Linked DNA regions of Homo sapiens: region 1 is linked to region 2. Evidence: chromatin loops called from intact Hi-C (ENCODE). Cell type or tissue: IMR-90. All regions are shown on one strand. Each heading gives the region's core, and the rest is flanking DNA. Links, peaks and the distances in the headings are about the cores only. Region 1 holds the start of MIR4435-2HG (MIR4435-2 host gene). Region 2 has its middle 100 kb from the start of MIR4771-2.

Region 1 (8,902 bases), core at 429-8,428, 170 kb after region 2:
CAAAATATATTGTTAAAGAGGATGAAAAGACCAGATATAGACTGGGAGAAAATATTTGCAAATTACATATTTGATCTAAAAGGTTGTACCTAGAATGTATAAAGGTGGCTCTAAACTCAACAGTAAGAAAACAAAGAATCCGATTAAGAAGTGGAGAAAAGAATGAGCACACGGAAAGATGCTCAGCATCATTAGTCATTAGGGACATGCAAATTAAAGCTATGAGGAGACACCATGACTCACATGTTAGAGCAGCTAAACTAAAAATACTGACAATACCAGCAGGGGAAAGGATGAGGATCAACTGGTCTCTCATGCATACATTGCTGGCGGAAATGCAAAATGGATTGTATGGTCACTTTGGAGAAAGTTTGACAGTTTCTTATAAGGGTAAGCATACAGTTACCATATCACCCAGCAGTAAATTAACTATTTACTTTAGACAAAAGAAAAACTTACATCCATACAAAAACATGTACACAAATGTTTACAGCAGTTGTGTTTGTCACAGCCAATGTGGAAAACAAAACAAATTTCCCTCAACAGGTGAATGGATGAACAACCTATGGTATATCCATACAATGGAATAGTTCTCAGACATCAAAATAAATAAAATCCCACAACATCACCAAAGGAGACTTTAGTTTCATCTGTAATGTTTTAAGGTTTTAAGTAGACAGACTATTTTCATGTTCTATTTGTTGTTGAGTTTTTAAAATTGATGTTTCTTTTATTACAAAGTATGAAAACTACAAGAGCATACCTCCGTGCCTGGTCAATGTCCTGTCATGTAGATAGATTCTCCCTCACCATAGCCAAACCCTCTCTTTGAGCAGTAGGTTCTAGCCTTCTTTCTACCCCACCAAATTCCTTCTCATTCTCTCTTGCATCATCAATTTTTCTCTTTCTACCAAATTATTTCTATCAACAAGTACACGGATGGGCTATTATTTTTCCCATCTTAACAAATAAGGAAATCTCTCTTGACCTCATTTCCCCCTCCAGCTATAGCTTTATTTCTAGAAAGCAGTGTCTGTTCTGTCTTCAATTTCTTTCCCCTTTCTCTCCTCACTCAATTCAGAGTTTCACCCCCTCTTCCCCAGCAAATCCTTTTTTTTGCCAAATCCATGTATACTTTTCTGTCTCCACCTTACATGACCTTTCAGCAGTGATTATGCAGGTGATCAGTCTCTCCTCCTTGAAGCACCTTCTTCACTTGCCCTTGAAGGTCCTACACTCTCCAGGCTTCCCTTCCACCTCACCAGCCCTTACTTCCCCCACTCCCATCTTTGCTGGCTCCTCCTCACTCCCTGACCTCTTAAAGCTGCAGGGCAGGGCTCAGTTCTTGCTTTCTTTTTCTACGTTCATTTCTGTGGTGAACTCATGCAATTTCCTAACTTTACAGACTACATTAGATCCAATTTAAGATGTCCTCAATTATAAGATGCACCATTAAGTTAAAGTTCCACTAAGGAAGAAGAAAGCACTGCCAATTAAACTCTTTTCAAACTCTTTTTTTTTTTTTTTTTATATGGCTCTGTCATCCAGGCTGGAGTGCAGTGACAGTCTTGGGTCACTGCAACCTCCACCTCTCAGGTTCAAGCGATTCTCCTGCCTCAGCCTCCCCAGTAGCTGGGATTACAGGTACTCACCACCATGCCCGGCAAATATTTGTATTTTTAAGTAGAGACAGGGTTTCACCATGTTGGCCAGGCTGGTCTCGATCACCTGACCTTGTGATCCACCCACCTCGGCCTCCCAAAGTGCTGAGATTACAGGTGTGAGCCACTGAGCCCAGCTGCCAATCAAACTCTTACATCCTATCATCCCAATTTCAGATGTCTCTTTGTTCTCAGAGTCCCTAAACTGCTCTGGAGTGAGTGATGATGCTTCTCCTTCCCAGCACCCCTCTTGGGGAACAGGGTTCGCACCCTTCCTTCTATCTCTTTCCTTCTAACTCTCTTCATCACCCAGCCTGTGGAATCCTTATATGAGCTTGGGATGGTATCGCCTGTTTCTACACCTAGCTTTGCCACATATGGTTGGGCACATCACAACTTGTATGGATTTACTCCATTGGGTTGTGCAGTATATAACCTGTACAACTATACATTGTTGCCTGACTTCACCCATTCCTCCAAGGTTTTTTATTTTTCTCTTTATAATACTGTCTTAGTCTATTTTTTGTTGCTATAACTGAACACCTGAGGCTGACTAGTTTATAAAGAAGATAAATTTATTTTTAGCAATTCTGGAGTCTGGGAAGTCCAAGGTTGAGGGGCTGCAACTGGTGAGGGGCTTCTTACTGGTAGGGACTCTCTGCAGAGTCCTGAGATGGCTCAGGGCAACACACGGTGAGAGGACCCACCAGAGACGGCCAAAGTGGCTTTCATATGAGACCCACTTTTGTGATAACCCATTAATCCATTAATTTATGAATGGGTCCATTCATGAGAGCAGAGCCCTCATGACCCAATCATCTCCGAAAGGCCCCACCTCTCATATTGCTCCATTGGTATCCAAGTTTCCAACACATCAACTTCTGAGGAACACATTTAAACTACAGCAAATACCTTGTCCTGAACTTTTGAAACTTTAAAGCAAGAAGGAGACTCTTTAGTTCTGTGCATTCTTCCCTGTTATTTCTTGCCTGAGGCAATCGCTGTAGCCTTGGGGTTTTTGCTCCAGTTGGGCACCCCTGAGCTTACCACGGTGGCTAGAAAAAACATGCCCTTACTGACATAGGCCTGGGAGCCCATCTAGGAGCCATTCACAGTGGCAAGGGGTGGCCCTTATTTTGCATAGCCAATGAGAAGACTCCCCTGGCTATGAGGGTGGAGTCCATCTTAACCAAATGTCAAGGTTGCTGCCAATGGAGGAGGAATGGAATGAATGTGGGGGAACCCATTGGGTCTACTCCACAGGGTCAAAGGCAGGGATAGTGTTACTGGGATGAAAGAGACTTGAGCCTGTGTTTAGGTCTACAGACAGGAAGCGATTAAAGACGTTGGAGGAAAGAGCCTAAATTTGGTTAGGAGCAAAATCCTAGAGAACAAATGAGGTGTACGGGGGAGGGTCTAGATTTGAAATGAGGGCATGAAACTTCTCCTGGATGGAGGATGATGAAGAGACCTGCTATGAAGGTGTAAGTGAAGGAAGGGATGTGAGGGCCTCTAACAGTCTTGTGTCCTCCAGGTAGGAGGAGCAGCGCAGCTGGAGATATTGGTAGTGTGGACAGCTTCATGGTACTTTCTGGGAAGTGTCCAATGTGTAATTTTAATTGGCTCTTTTCATTAAATAGAATTGATATTATTTTAAGAGACAGATCACTTGAAAATTAGGATTTTGATTCACTTCTCAAATGAAGAGAAAGTGCCTTTGCCTCATGTATGTGTGCAGAATTTGGGAGAATACATCATGAGCTCAGGGAATGTGTGTGCGAAGATGTTTAAAAAGTCACTTGTGGGAATTTGCCTGGCTTGGTGGTTAGGAATGTGGACTCTGAAGCCAGGAGGCCTGGGCTCACATCCAGGCTTTGCAGCCTTGGGAAGGCTCCTGAACACCTCTGTTTCTTTGCTAAAAAGTGGGCAGGATATCACTATTTTTGGTATAGACCTACCGGAAGGATCAGAAGACTTAATACCTGTGTGTGTTTTGGAGAGTTATTGGCACATATTAGATAGTTTTACTGTGAATCATCATTATTTATAATAATTCTCTGACATGCTGGAATGTACACTGTCTTTAGAAATGAAATTTGTTTTGTTTTCCTAATTTCGTGCAACCTACATTTTTCCAGTGCTATTTTCTTTGGGGAAAGAGCATGCAGATGTTCCGTGTTTTCAATGTAGCGGTGTATAAAATGTCATCATTGTTTCCTTTCTGGTGGAATATTCAGAGCCAGCTTAAAGATAATCTACTCCAGAAAGTTCCATATTAGCAATTATGTGGGGGCTGGTGCTCATATGCCTCAATGAATGATTTATTTATTAGTATATTGGGAATGGCCTCCCTCTTCTCACACTAGCACCTTTTCCCCACTTTCCAGCCCATTTCCAAATGAGAAGGGCTGAAGTCAATCAGGAATTAAGATTTAGCATTTGTGGGATTATCTTCGAATGCGACACTGGGGGGGACACAGTTTCACTCACTCTCCATGGTGGCAGTCCAAATTGCTCTTTCGGGACCCTGGCTGTGTCTAAAGCCTCAGAATGATCCAGAAGGCTCCTATAACAGTGCCACTGTGGAAGAAACCACTTCTAATATGGCAGGAAGGTGTGGCCCTGCTTGGAGCCCATGTTTTCTAACTATTTCACGTTTCTTTCTTTCATCCCTGGTGTTATTTTTTGAAATTAATTTTTATTTTCAGTTCTCCTAGGAATTAATGAGTTAACTTAATAAAAGTAAAAGTCTTCATAAAGAAGGTAAAGGCTGGCTTTCCACATAGAGAACAAACATAACAACCCACATCCTCTGCAGAGCTCCTGGTCAATGCATTCTTCTAGTGGGGCTGCCACGCCCCTGGGGCCTCAGGCAAGCAAGCCCCTTGTGGATGACAGGGGCTGGGCTCAAAGCAGTCTCTGGGGCTGTGCCTCCTTCCTGTTCTCCACTCTTCTCTAAAGGAAATGCACTGCAATGAATTGCACAATACAGACATTCCTAAATTCTGGAAAACCAGCAGGCTTTGAACTCTCCTGGGGGAAAAAAACCATAAAACACAAAACTGCAAGGAATGAGACTATTTGGCCAAATGGCCAATATGCTACAACTTTCATAGGGAACTCACCGCACTTGGTATTGCCTGATGGAAAAAAATGCCCTGAATTTCCCGATAAAAGATTTGAGATGTGGCAAAGGAATAAATATTTTTTCCCTAAGATAAATCTAGCTGTAGGTGAAAACTGGGTCTCATGCCTCGGACAAAATATTATTTCCTTATTTACTCTAAGTCTATATCAGAATATAGCCTACATAGCATCAGGTACTAAGCCAAAAAAGGCTCCAAGGGCACCATTGTTCATCCATGACTTTGACTGTGTCACCCCCCAGAAACCTTGAGTTGGGCAAATGAAATCACAGTAGCCTTTGGTGGCTTCTTGAGCAGCTGCTAAGGATCACATGGATTCTGCTCACACCCAGTGCTTCTCATAATTTAAAAATGCTTGAAGCTGTGGGAGGCTGCCCGGCCCTCTGCATTATTCAAAAGAAAACCAGGAGGCAGCGACAATTCTTGATTCTTGCAGATAAACATTCTCCAACAACTATTAAGAGTTGGATTGCTCTACCTTCATTTAATTCCTTGGTGCTTTACTATTTGAATCTAGAATATTCTTGAAGTCTGAAAGATGGATAGAAAAGAGGTAAGTCATGTAAACTTATAAACAGGGCACGAACCCCGCTAACAGACAGCTTTGAAGAGATGATGATTTTAGATCTTGTGAATTGTTATGTCAGAGGAATACATGCAGAAGAAAACAGGCACCGAAATAGTTATTACCAGAGCAAAGTAAATCTGAACACCTAAAAGAATAAGAAAGTATCTTATGCTTCTCTCTACTCTGAACTGCCTTGAAAAGAGCAAGAATTTCATACATGAGCCTGTAGCACATTACAAAATCTGAGTATGTATTTGAAATTCAAATGCACACAAAGTTCATGCATTTTATTTTCCAGTTGTTCTCAAGACTCCTAAATAAAGCATTTCCCCTGTGTGGGCGACCCCTGGGTCCCATGTGGGGTCAGTGTTTGGGTCTCTCTGAGAGGATCAGGAAGGCTGCTCTTCCAGGAAGGGCTGCAGGGACCCTGGGAACCGGACCAGTCCAGCTCACAAGTATGAAGAGAATGTCGGGAGAGGAAGTGGTGGCTATGAGTCAGCATGAGTCATCTCGTTCCAATGAGAATGAAGGCTGAGGTGTGCGCCTTTTTTTTTTTTCCTTCTTAGTCGTGTGTACATCATTGGGAATGGAGGGAAATAAATGACTGGATGGTCGCTGCTTTTTAAGTTTCAAATTGACATTCCAGACAAGCGGTGCCTGAGCCCGTGCCTGTCTTCAGATCTTCACAGCACAGTTCCTGGGAAGGTGGAGCCACCAGCCTCTCCCTGGTGAGTATGTTTCTGTCATTTTTAGGGTTGCTTCTGCAGTTTGCCTTGGAGTCTGGGCTGTGGGAAAGGCTGCTGCGTCCTGGTGAGGACACTGCGTTTCTTTCAGACTTTGAAGATCTGTCGTTTTAGAAAAGTGGCTGCCTCTGTCACCAGCCCCATGGTTACTGTCCTGTAGTGTGACTGTCAGGAGGTGTTTCTCAGTCCTTCGTTGTAAGAATGTAGATGCCGGTTGCACCTTCTGTTGTCTTGGAAGAGACTGCAGTGCTTGGCTGGAAAATAAGCTGCTCGGGACTCCTCTGAGAAGCCAAAGTGAAGCTCAGAGATGGAAGTGGGTATACTTGTGCTAACCCAGGGTTGCTGAGGTTGGGTGAGCTTCCGCTTCTCAGAGGTGGAGGAGAGGCAGCTCCTGAGCCATTTCTGGCCTCGTGGTCAGAGCTGCCCAATTTCAGTGTGAGAAATACCAGAGAGGCAGAACTTTGGCTGCCTTCTCTAAAAGCATATGAATGATTGCAGGAGCGTATTTTACGTCCTTTCCTTTTCCTTAACGTTGAAAGTCACAAACTGTAGTAAAATCAGGAAGAACGTAAAAATGCTGGGGGCCAGCGCTGGGGGTGGGGGACTGGGGAGGACTGAGGAGGGGGCCACTCAGTCTTTGAGGCCTGACTTGATCTTGATAGGTATTTCTCAGGCTGTTAGTATTCCGATGAAGCTTAGCTTTACTGTCAAGTAAAATACAGGAAACATTTTTTTTTTAATGTTGTTCTAGTTACTGTAAATGAAACGGTTAAAATGTCATAAATACCTTATGATAAACATTTTTCAAATTTGCTTAAAAAGCAACACATCAGTAGGCAGGGTATGACAGGGAGCTTTTTCAGTACAGTCATTTGAGTGTGTGGGCTTCCTGAGTTAATAATGAGTCAGCACCCAATTCTAAAATTGGAGCAGCTAAGAGAATGTTCAATCTGCTCCTCAGCACAGCACGGTGGCTGGCCGGCCCCCCGTAGGAAGGCTTGGCTGGTGGATCTCGGGTTAAAATCGACTTAGGATGCCCCCCTTATGTAAGTGACCAGCTCCCAGCTTGGGTCCCAGCTCCTCTGGGCTTCTGCTGAGAGACCCCCTCTGCTAAGGGATCTGTCTCTGAGGCAGGAGCTAACACATTTGGCTTCCAACCTTTGGCTAATGTTGACGATTTTTAGGTTGTCTTGAGGCAACAGGTTGAACATAGTTTCTGAAATGAAAAATCTAGTGTTTATTAAGGCCAGGGCAGCTGAGGGCTGAGCCTGCATCTGGAGCCTTGAGATGTTCCGCTTGCACGTCACCCTCGCCGAGGGATTGGGCGGGAGAGTCGGTCACCGAGTGAACTTCAAAGTTGGCGCTCTGCATGTGACGTGTAGCGTGGGAAGATTAAGTCAGCTTAAAATGAGAGAACAAGATTCCAAGGAAGAAAACCTCCCCAGAACCTTACTCGTTTATAGATAAAAGAAGATAAATATTGAGAAAATTAAAAAAATAAAACGAAATAGTTGGGCTGCAAACCAGCAGCTCTGGGACCAGATGCAGCCCTGGTGAAGGCATCCCCCACCAGGTTCTGTTTGGCCTGCTCAGGATTGTTTTTTTGTGTTGAGATAACTGTGGGTGGGGTCCACACTCTCCGGATCTCAGGCCCTGTCACACCCTAATGCCACAAAGCTTGGAGAGTGCGATTACAGCGAGGCTCAGAAGCCAGGCTGAGGGCCTGCCAGCCTCGTGGGGCTGCTGTGTGGTCCCCATGGGTTAGCATCTGCCCGGCCGCCGGAACAGGGCCTGGATGGAGAAGGAACTCCATCAGCACTAACTCTGCTAGACTCTCTTATTAATCTGCCCTCTGAAGGCATTTGGGCTTGTGGCCCTTGAGTTAGTTCCATGGCTTTTTCAAGAAAGATCCTGCAGTTCCAATGTGAGCAGCAGTTGTTTCCAAGGCTAACAATTTCACGCCAACTAGAAGCCTCCACAAGTCAGGTGCCAGGCATTTCTAAGCCAGTAGAGCAGCTCCGCTTGTTTCTCTGGGTGAGTCCTCTCAGGGTGAGACCCTGTCTCCTTGTAAGCAGTCGGAGACGTGCCACCTTCATGGAGACGGGAGCCAATCAAAGGCAAACTGCGTTAGACAGCTCTTCCATGCGGTATGGACACCAACATTCGATCATCCTTGTTTCAGAGAAGGTGCCGGGCCCCAGACATGTGCTTATGACTGGGTCCCATGGCCTTCAATCCTTTAAAGGGTTTTAAGGTGGCTGATTTTTATCCCAGACATTGATCATGTTTTTTTTCATGCAGAATTTGGGCAGTTGTCTGGACATTAGGAGTTGAGTCACCTCCTACCCATGAGGAACAAGCCTGTGGGGGGACTGATATTATCACTTCTGTCATCAAGAAATAAGGCCGCAGGCATCCCTGAATATAGAGCATTTATTAATCGAACTGTGAAAATGAAACACAGACAGTGATGACAGCTGGAAGTTGGCCAATGTCCTGTTGTCATATTGCCCTCAGCCTAGGGACTGGCCTGTGGCTCACTGACCCTGTCTCCCACTCTCCACCTCTCATCAGCACCTGGACCTGGTGCACCTGGTCTACCTCATGTCCAGTGTTTTCCGCAGTACCTGACTGGTATCCCCACCCTTGGTTGTTGTGTGGTGAGCTCGTCCCTATGTTGGCAAGTTACTTAATTCCTAGGTGTCCCGCCTTCCTCACTGTAAAATGAGAATAGTCATAGCACGAATGTCATGAATCCTTGTGAAGATTTTATGATTAGCACAC
Region 2 (8,902 bases), core at 417-8,416:
TCCTACAAAGGACAGGTCCCCAAGAGAGAAGAGGGTCGCCATCCAGGTACCAAGTCTGATTCCTGTGCCTCCTCACCTAGGACCATGCCAATTCCTCCAGGCAGCGGAGCCAGTTGGTCAGAGGAGGTGGGGAAGGCCTGATGCCAGAGAGTTTCCTGGGTAAACTGAGGCTCACTGCCTTTTTTTTTTGAGGACTTGCCTGCCAGGGCAGAAGCCTTCCAGTGGCCCTGAACTGAGAGTGGAGGCAGCTGGGTCCCTCCTTTGTTGCCCTTTCACCGCTTCCTCCAGCCTGCGTTGCAACTCTGTGAGGAAAAGCTTGGCAAGGGGATGGTAAAGGTTTGACGTCACCAGCCCAGTGAGCATTTGACCGTTACCATGGGAAGGTCAGGCCAGGGCCAGCTCTTTTCGTATTGACTTTGGTTTCCTTCCTCTTGGGTCTCTTTCACTGATCATCCCACTCTTGTTATTCGGGGCTGTCCTCGAGTTTTAATTTACTTATGCTCAAATACCTTGGCTCTGTATTCTTATTGAAATAAGATACACTCATGTGCTCCCACCCTTCACTTCTCCATGGCATGTCTGTGTCTTGGAACATTTTGAAACATGATGGTTATTCCATTAATTAAAAAAAGAAGAAGGAATAGCTGCCACATGTTAAACTCTGCTTCACAAATGAGTCTGAGGAGAAGAGAATGGTATCTTCAAGCCCAGGTAGAGTAATTCTCATCCTACAGCTGACCCAAGGAGCAGCACTGAAGATCAGCAAGGCGAGCCACTCTGACTGGCAGGCAGGTGGCCCCTTCCCTCTGTCCATAGCAGGCCTGAGAGTCACACTGTGGAGGAGAGGGGCGACCTGCCTGCCCTCTTCATCGCCAGTACCACCACTGCTTCTCTCTTTAGCCAAGTTTCTCCCCGTGCCCTGCCTTGTGGAGATCTTCCAATGCGTCCTAAGTCTCTTCCCCAAGAAGACGATGTTGGCTGCTAGCTGCCAAGAGGTGGGGGCTGGGAGCTGGGGGCTGGGGTTAGTGTCTGTGCATAAGGCCACAGCTGCATTGTGCAGGTGGCTGGGACCTCCAGTTTAAAAAGTTTATTTATAGATCACTGTCGAGTTCAGACTTGTCTATAAATGTGAAATGCTCATTCCATGCCCAGGCCCATGCCTGGTTTAGAGCAATTGAAACGAAAAACAAATTTAAAAAGTTAATTTAAAAATTTCAGCTTTACTTAAAATTATTAACATGCACAATTTGTTTTTAAAATAGAGGTGCTCTGGGCATGCTGTCCTAGTTAGCTGTTGGGTTAAGTTGTACTAATGCATAGGTGTTTACCTTTTGGGGTGTGAAAAGGTTGATTAGGGAAGCTGCCCCCGTAGGTCTGCTAGCCACCTTTGCTCCTGTTAAATTAGATCTCTGAAAAATGCTTAGTTCTCAGCACAGGGCCCAGCCTGCAATGTCAGCCCAGGCCCCAGCGTGTGCATTATCATATACTATTATTATTGCCACACAGGCAGGCCCGCCTCTCTGAAGCTGTGTTGCTGAGGATGAAATGTCAGAATTGAGGCTGCACTCAAGCCAGGGCATATTTCCTGATTGCTCTGTATTCACAAATATGTGTCCGTCAAGTCACAGAGCACTTCCTGACGGACACCTCAATGGCCTTCTGTGCTGGAGGTGGACGTGATCTGAAGGCTGTGCCGCAGCCTCATATGGGCTGTCCCTCCCAGGGAGGACCTGCACCCCAAGCCCCCTCCTCTGGCCACAGCCTTTGAGCTGAAGGAGAGTGGTGATGCAGCGGGAGGCACTTTTGCGGGGCTCGTCATGGTTTTTCAATGGGTTGATCTGTTGACCAAAACTCTGGAGACATCTTAGATCCCCTTCTGTTACCACAAGAGGGTGTTTTAAAACAACCTTGCAAGTTCTCATAACTAAATACACTTAAATTTCCATTTGCTCTAAAACCAAGGCAGCATGTCACACGCAGAGTGGGCACAGTGCAGTGGAAAGGCTGACCTCACAGAGGGTGACCAGCAGCCGCACAGGCGGGACAGTCGCCCTCAGCGTTCATTCTCCGTGTTCTTGGCCCCCTGACTCAGCCCTCCCTTGGTTTATGGTGAGTGTTTAATGTCCACCTTCACTTCTAGACGTACGGGTGGGACTTTTCTGTCTTGTTCACCTCTGTGTCCCCAGCTGGTGCCTGACAACTAGTAGGTGCCCAGCACAAAGTTGTGAACAGACTAAATGGATGGGTGCTATTTTATATTTAATGGTTTAGAAATGCTTGTGAATGGAGTTTAAATTAAAAAAAAATCAAAATTGATTTAGAGAAATTGAGCTTGATTATATTAAAAAAAAAAACAAAAACAACAAAAAAAGCAACCCTCCTCACACCCCTCATCAAGCGCACACACACCTTGAAAAAGGGCGGGAATGCCAAGATGTTAACTGTGCTTGTTTACTGATGGTCAAACTAGGGATGGATTTTCCATGCTTTTTGAAAGTAATTTTTAATGTTTTCCAAACTGTCATCAATACATGTATATTGCCTTTATTCCATGGCAAATAAATGCAAAGTAAACAGAAAAATCAAATCTTTCACTTTTTCTTTTCTGAATCACAAAAATCCAGTAAGTTGGGTGGGAGAGCAGGGCCCTCAATGGTGGGGAGCACCTGTCCTAGGTCACCTGTGTTATGTGACTTAGGGGGTGAATAAATGTATTTTTTTGTTTTTGGTCATGCTCTGTAATCAAGTGTGCAGCTTGGATCAGGCCAGTAAGAAACTCAGCAATGTCAAAAGCGGGCACAGGGATTCCACCACTGCTGCCTGGCCATGCGCGTGGTCTACTCCAGTCATGCAAGTTTGGTTCTTTGCTCTCATGATGGTTAGTTTTACATGTGAATTTGTGTGGGTCGCAGGACACTCTTGGATGTGTCTGTGGGGTGTTTCAGAATGAGGTTAGTATTTGAATCAGTGACTCTGTCAGGGAGACCTCTCTCCCCAGTGTGGGTGGTGCCATTCAATCCACTGAGGGCCTGAACAGAACACAAGACAGAGGAAGGAGGAACTTGCCTCTTTTCTACCTCACTGCTTTAGCTGGGGCATCTCAACTCATTTTCTCCACCCTCGGCCTGGGATGTATATCATTAGCTCTCTGGGTTCTCAGGCCTTGGGACTCGGTCTGAATTACACCACTGGGTCTCCAGCTTGTTGATGGCAGATCATGGAGTTTCTCAGGTTCCATAATGTGTGAGCCAATACCTCAGAATAAATCACACACACACGCACACACACACACACACACACACACACGTACATGTATTCACTGTTTCTTTGTGTAGCCTCAGATTTGCAGTGGAACATAATGATAGACTTGGTGTCTTAGCCACAATCCATTTGGAGTGAAAACCTAAGGCAGGCAGAAATCAAATGGATGCAGCACAGGCGAGCGCCCAAGTTGGGGCTTAGCCCAGGAGGGTTCTTGGTGTCACTCAGGAAAGAATTCATGTGTGAGCTGGAGGTGTCAGACAGCAACTTTTATTGAAGCGGCAGTGTACAGCAGCAGCAGAGGAACTGCTCCTTGCAGAGCAGGGCTACCCATAGGCAGTGTGCCCGCAGAAGCAGCTCAGGGGAAGTTCAGCAGTTATAGTTATACCCACTTTTAATTACATGCAAATTAAGGGGAGGATTATGCAGAAATGTTTAGAAAAAGGGTGGTAACTTCTGGGTCATTGCCCTGGAAAGGGTTGATAACTTCCAGGTGTTGCCATGGCAGTGGTAAACTGACATGGCAGTGGTGGGCATGTCTTATGGAGAGGTACTTTAGCCTCTTACCTGTCTCAGCCAGTCTTTAATCTGGTCTGGAGTCCAAGCCCTGCCTTCAGAGTCGAGTCCCACTGCCTACCTCAAAACTGGACAAGGAAGTTTCAAAAATCTGAGGAGAAACAACCCCTGTCAGGCATATTTCATGAATGCCATCAACAGGACCACATTGGATACTACAGCTAAAGTCTTATGGCTAAAGTCCTCAGAGCTTCATGTGCTTCCAGAAGGGCCATTCCATAGAATTCCTTCGTTCCTCAGGCTGACGGTCTAGAGCTGGTATTGGAGAGAGCTGGGCAGGCTGGTGCCCTCTGGGCCCAGGGCTGTGATTTCTGCAGTGCCTTGGCCTCTGCCTGTGTGAGCCTCTGTTCTCCTCTGTGGAATGCAGGTCACAGAGCCTGCCCTGCAAGACTGTTAAGAGTCAGCAAGGGGCTCCACACTCCATGGTTTTCTTACTTCCTTTTCCTTCCTAGATAGGGCTGGTATCCACCTCCCTGATTTTAAGAGGTTTCCTTGTCCTCTCTCCTCTGCTCTCTTTTCCTTTCATTTTAAAGTACCTTTATAACTTTTCAGCAAAAGTTTTCTTATCACCGCTTAATGTTGTCCTTTTGGGCTTAGGGATATCTTAACAGAATTTCCTGGATCAGCTGTTTCTTTTAAGACATAAAAATCGCAAATTAATTACATTTATTTGGTGCCTACTGTGTGCCTTTGCCTGTAATATGTATACCAGTGAGAAATAGAAAAGAATTAGAAGCTGATGCTGATACGGTTTGGCTCTCTGTCCCCACCCAAATCTTATATTGCAGCTCCCATAATTCCCACGTGTTGTGGGAGGGACCCGGTGGTAGATGATTGAATCATGGGGGCGGGTCTTTCCCATGCTATTCTTCTGATAGTGAATGGGTCTCACGAGATCTGATGGTTTTAAAAACGGGAGTTTCCCTGCACAGTCTCTCCATTTGTCTGCTGCCATTCATGTAAAACGTGACATGCTCCTCCTTGCCTTCTGCCATGATCGTGAGGCTTCCCCTGCCATGTGGAACTGTAAGTCCAATTGAATCTCTTTCTTTTATAAATTGCCCAGTCTTGGGTATATCTTTATCAGCAGTGTGAAAATGGACCAATACAGATGCTTTTCAAAAAAAGGGTTTACTTCTTTATTTTCTTTACCATAGTGAGTGCCTGAAATTAATAACATTTTAATAAACCTTTGTTTCAGTAGAATCTTGTCTATACCTAATACTGTTGCCATTATAACCACCACCACCACCATCACCACCACCATCAGCTCCACCATCATCACCACTGGTACTGCTAATGCTGCTGTCACCATCATTGCTGCCACTAATATCACCAGTACTGCCAGCACTACCACTAACACCACCGTCACCACCACCATGACTACTAATATCACCATTACTGCCGTCACTACCAATGACACAACCATCAACACTACCATGAATACTAACAACACCATCATGGCCACTGTTACCAGTAACACCACCATCACCATCACCACCATCATTGCAGTTATACCACCATCAATGGTCATCACCACTACTATTACCATCATCACCACCATCACCTGTATCAACATTACCATCACCACCACCAATCCCATCAGCATAACATTACTACTACTACCGCCCCCCCAAGATCCCTGCCATCACTGTCACTACCACCGCTACCACTAACACCACTGTCACCTTTACCTCAGTCCCAACATCACCATCACCATCATCATCTCTACTACAATCACTCACCACCACTACAATGATCATCACCACCTCTGTTGCCATCACAACCACTACCATCACCTCCATCATAATCCCCATCACCACCACCAGCAGCATCCTCACCACCCTCATCCCACATGTGGACCACACTCAGAGCAGAGGTTTTCAGATTACACTTGTAAAACCTTCTTCAGTCTGAGACAAGCCCCATGATTTGTTTCTCATATTGCAGTTTCTCATAAAATTCCACCTGAAGAAAGAGTTCGAGACCTTAAAGACTACTTTAAAACCCTGCCTGCACAGTGCTTCATCACACTTTCTCACACACGCATACATGTTTTCTGGGGAGCATTTATGAAGATGTAAATGTGCTGTCTGAGGAGGGTGCACAGTGAAGGGGGAAGCACCATAGATTTGTGTCATTAGAGAGCAGGGTCACCTTGGGTGCCATGGGGAGAGGCCAGGCTTCACACTCCTGGGCTAGCATCACAGAAGGAAGGTGGAAGGAAGTGATAAGGGAAGAGAAACTTGAAGGCAGCAGAGTCAAATATTGCTTTTATTTCCAAGGCATATTAAGGATGAGATGGGTTAGTTTAAGTTTAGGAAGAGGAGTGGAGGAGGCTGTGAGATTTTTGCAGGGCTCAGTGTGAGGACAGGCATTCCCCACCAGCCTGCAGCCCCCTGCTGGGTCACTCCACCTGATGCCAGGACCAGGCGGGCTCTCCTGGGAGGCTTCTCTCTCCACGCTTATTTCTGGCCTATCTCATCTTTGCAGGCAATGGCATGAGTTTTGTCTTTTTTGGATCAGAAGTATTGGAGAGCCTTATTGAATAATTCTGTCCCTTTAGATTTTACTCTCTGTGGAAAAAGACATATTAATACTTTCACTAGATACATAGTATATCATGCTTTGATAAATCCAGCACCGAAACAGACCTGAGACATACAAACAGGTCCAGTACTAATGACAGTTCCTTCATTTATTTACTCAACAGTGATTTCTTTGCCCGACTATGTCAGATGTGGAAACACTGTGAGGTGGGGGTGGCTTTTCCAGCGTTCCAGAAGCTAGCTGAAGTTTGCTTCCCTTTTCCGCTCTGAGGGGCAACTCGATGGGAGTAGGGGTAGGAGTGGGGAACCTGAGGCAGGAGAGGGGTGTATTATGAGAGAACCAGGCTCCAGGGTAGACTTCTGGGGTGCAAGCTGACATGCCTCCCGGTGGGCAGGTGGTGGTGGGCACAGAGGGCCGGCTGTGAGGCAGAGGGGAGTGGGGGCTGCGGGGAATGTGGAACACATGCCCATCTCAATGGAACAAAGCACTGAGGTCTAGCCAAGTTTTGCCATGAGAAAAGGAGGGCCCATTGTTGCTAGATTTTCTGATCTTTTTTTTCCAAGAGAAGCTGGAATCGAAACTTTTTAAATGCAAAAATGCTTCATTTTTAAATGTCGATAACTCCTTGCATTAACAAAAATCATAACCATGAGGTCAAACAAACACATTTAGGAATAGTATCTGTTCTCCAGATAGCCAGTTTGCCTTCTCTGTTCTATCCAGTAAAGGATTTCCAGTCTCCAAGTGAACACACAGAAAAAAACATTGGAGTATCTATGGCTAAAGAAGACTTACTTAGCAAAGAACCATTTTCCCTCCATTGGCATATTTTTGAGAATCTACTGGGGAAGAGCCCTGGTTTGAGATGGTTCTGGTGGGCTGGGATGTTCAAGACCCCTTTCCCGGGGCCAGGAAGCAGTTTGTGGTCAGGTCACTGGTCGTGGAGTGAGGGGACCTGGATTTTAAGCATGACCAATGCTAATCAATCATTCCTTTCCCAGCCACCCGTTTATTACCTGTGAAATGAGAGAAATGAATTGGGCTTGGAATTTCAAAATGAGTATGGGTGTGTGTGTGTTTAATATTCTTACTCAAAACTACTCAAAAAAAAAATGCAGCGAAAGAAGCAGATGAGTGAAGATCATCTGCAGTTTAGGGGAAGGGAGGGTCTGCAGCCTCATGCCTGTGCCTCCCCAGGCCCTGGAAGAATGTGCCAACCTCTGGCCTGTCTTTTCCAGATCCTTTGTGCTGAATTTATTTTTCTTTATGCTCATCTCAGAGCCAAACTTTTGGGGATATAAATTTGGTCAGATGCCTTTAAGGAGGAGAACTTGGCCAGAGCAGATTCTCACTTTAAAAAAGGATAGTGGAAAATCCAGACCTCAAGACATTTTATCCGCCAAAACATAAAGTGTATTTTTCTGGTGAGTTGGAACTCCCACTTCAACTAAGAAAAGAAATATAGCCTAAAGGAATCTTCAGAAACAGGAGATACTGTCTTGAAGTAAGCATGGGTCCAGGTACTGCTTGGCTACCGTTAGTTAGTGAAAGATCACAATTTCAGTCCTTAGGACGCTGATGGAAAAATCGAGATGGATTACATCCTGCCCAGCGCACAGGACCCTAGGGAGTGATGGTTGTCATCTGTCTAGTTCCTCCTGCTGTGTGTTTGGCCTTCGTAAGAGCAGCGACCACCAACAGTGATGTGAAGTGTGGAGACTAAACTTTGGAAGGATGGAAAGAGCCAGCAGAGGGAGACGGCATTTGGAATGACTTAATGCCGTGTTCTCAGGCAGTGTTCTCACAGGGGTGCTGTCTGTCACTCTGTAAACATGCACGTTTGTGGAACTAAAATCCAAGCAAAGAGCCTCTGAACAGTTGTAAGGGAGTTGATAACAGCTATCTTGAGCTGCAGATACATTATCTCATTGAGTCCTCATAACGACCCTTTGAACAAATAATTTGACAGATGTCACAGATGAGACTCCAGGATCACAGAGCAGCAGAAGTGGTGGGGTTGGAGCCCTTCACCCCGTCTGTTTTCCAGACCATGCTCAACCCTATTGGTGTTCGTAAGAAGCCAATTCCTGCCTGTCCCACTGATGTGTAGGATTTGTGAAGGGCCCTGGGCATCCTTGTCCTTAGTGCTGCCTACAGAAGCCTTGCTTCCTTGGGGATGAATGTAGAGTCAAAGCATAGCCGAGTCGGCCTCCAAGGTTGCTGCCCTGCCCTCGCTGCTGGTTCTGGGAGAGTCTGTGGTTTGCTCCGTTCCTGGCTGAGATTCACAGAGGTTCCTGGTTTAGCCTCTCGGTTTCACCTTCTCTGGCAGGTTCTGGGTTGACTCAGAAGCTGGGTGTCAGGCTGTGAGCAATGGTCTAACTGCCTGGGTGCTGTTCTGCAGGAGAAAAATGCAAAAATGCAAAACAGAGTCCACCCTTTGCTTCCCAAGGGTCCTCTGGGACCTGGCACGTCTTGGAGTTGCAGGAGGTAGCTGTATGAGGGACATGGGCTCTCT

What was found. Peaks named below come from ENCODE experiments on the same cell type or tissue, not always from the same donor. Only the 100,000 strongest peaks of a DNase experiment are listed, where the experiment ranks them.
Region 1: it touches region 2 in a loop (5-fold over the local background); 6 of 110 quality-filtered maps call a loop at or near these places.

What each region holds. Positions count from the first base shown.
Region 1 is chr2:111,492,086-111,500,987 of GRCh38, reverse strand. MIR4435-2HG (MIR4435-2 host gene) reads left to right here and starts at 5,827. Exons shown (of 5, transcript NR_136164.1): 1 at 5,827-6,103. The region is part of intron 1 of SOCAR (serous ovarian cancer associated RNA); the gene reads right to left. RefSeq lists an enhancer at 5,322-6,521. In IMR-90, for the core only: no CTCF peak of the experiment used is centred there; a DNase peak (open chromatin) is centred at 3,477; H3K4me3 peaks cover 1,431 bases; H3K27ac peaks cover 3,792 bases.
Region 2 is chr2:111,663,048-111,671,949 of GRCh38, reverse strand. No RefSeq gene overlaps it. Among named protein-coding and RNA genes, the nearest start is that of MIR4771-2, 100 kb to the left of the region's middle. In IMR-90, for the core only: CTCF peaks have their summits at 1,885 (motif pointing right), 4,245 and 8,143 (motif pointing right); a DNase peak (open chromatin) is centred at 4,259.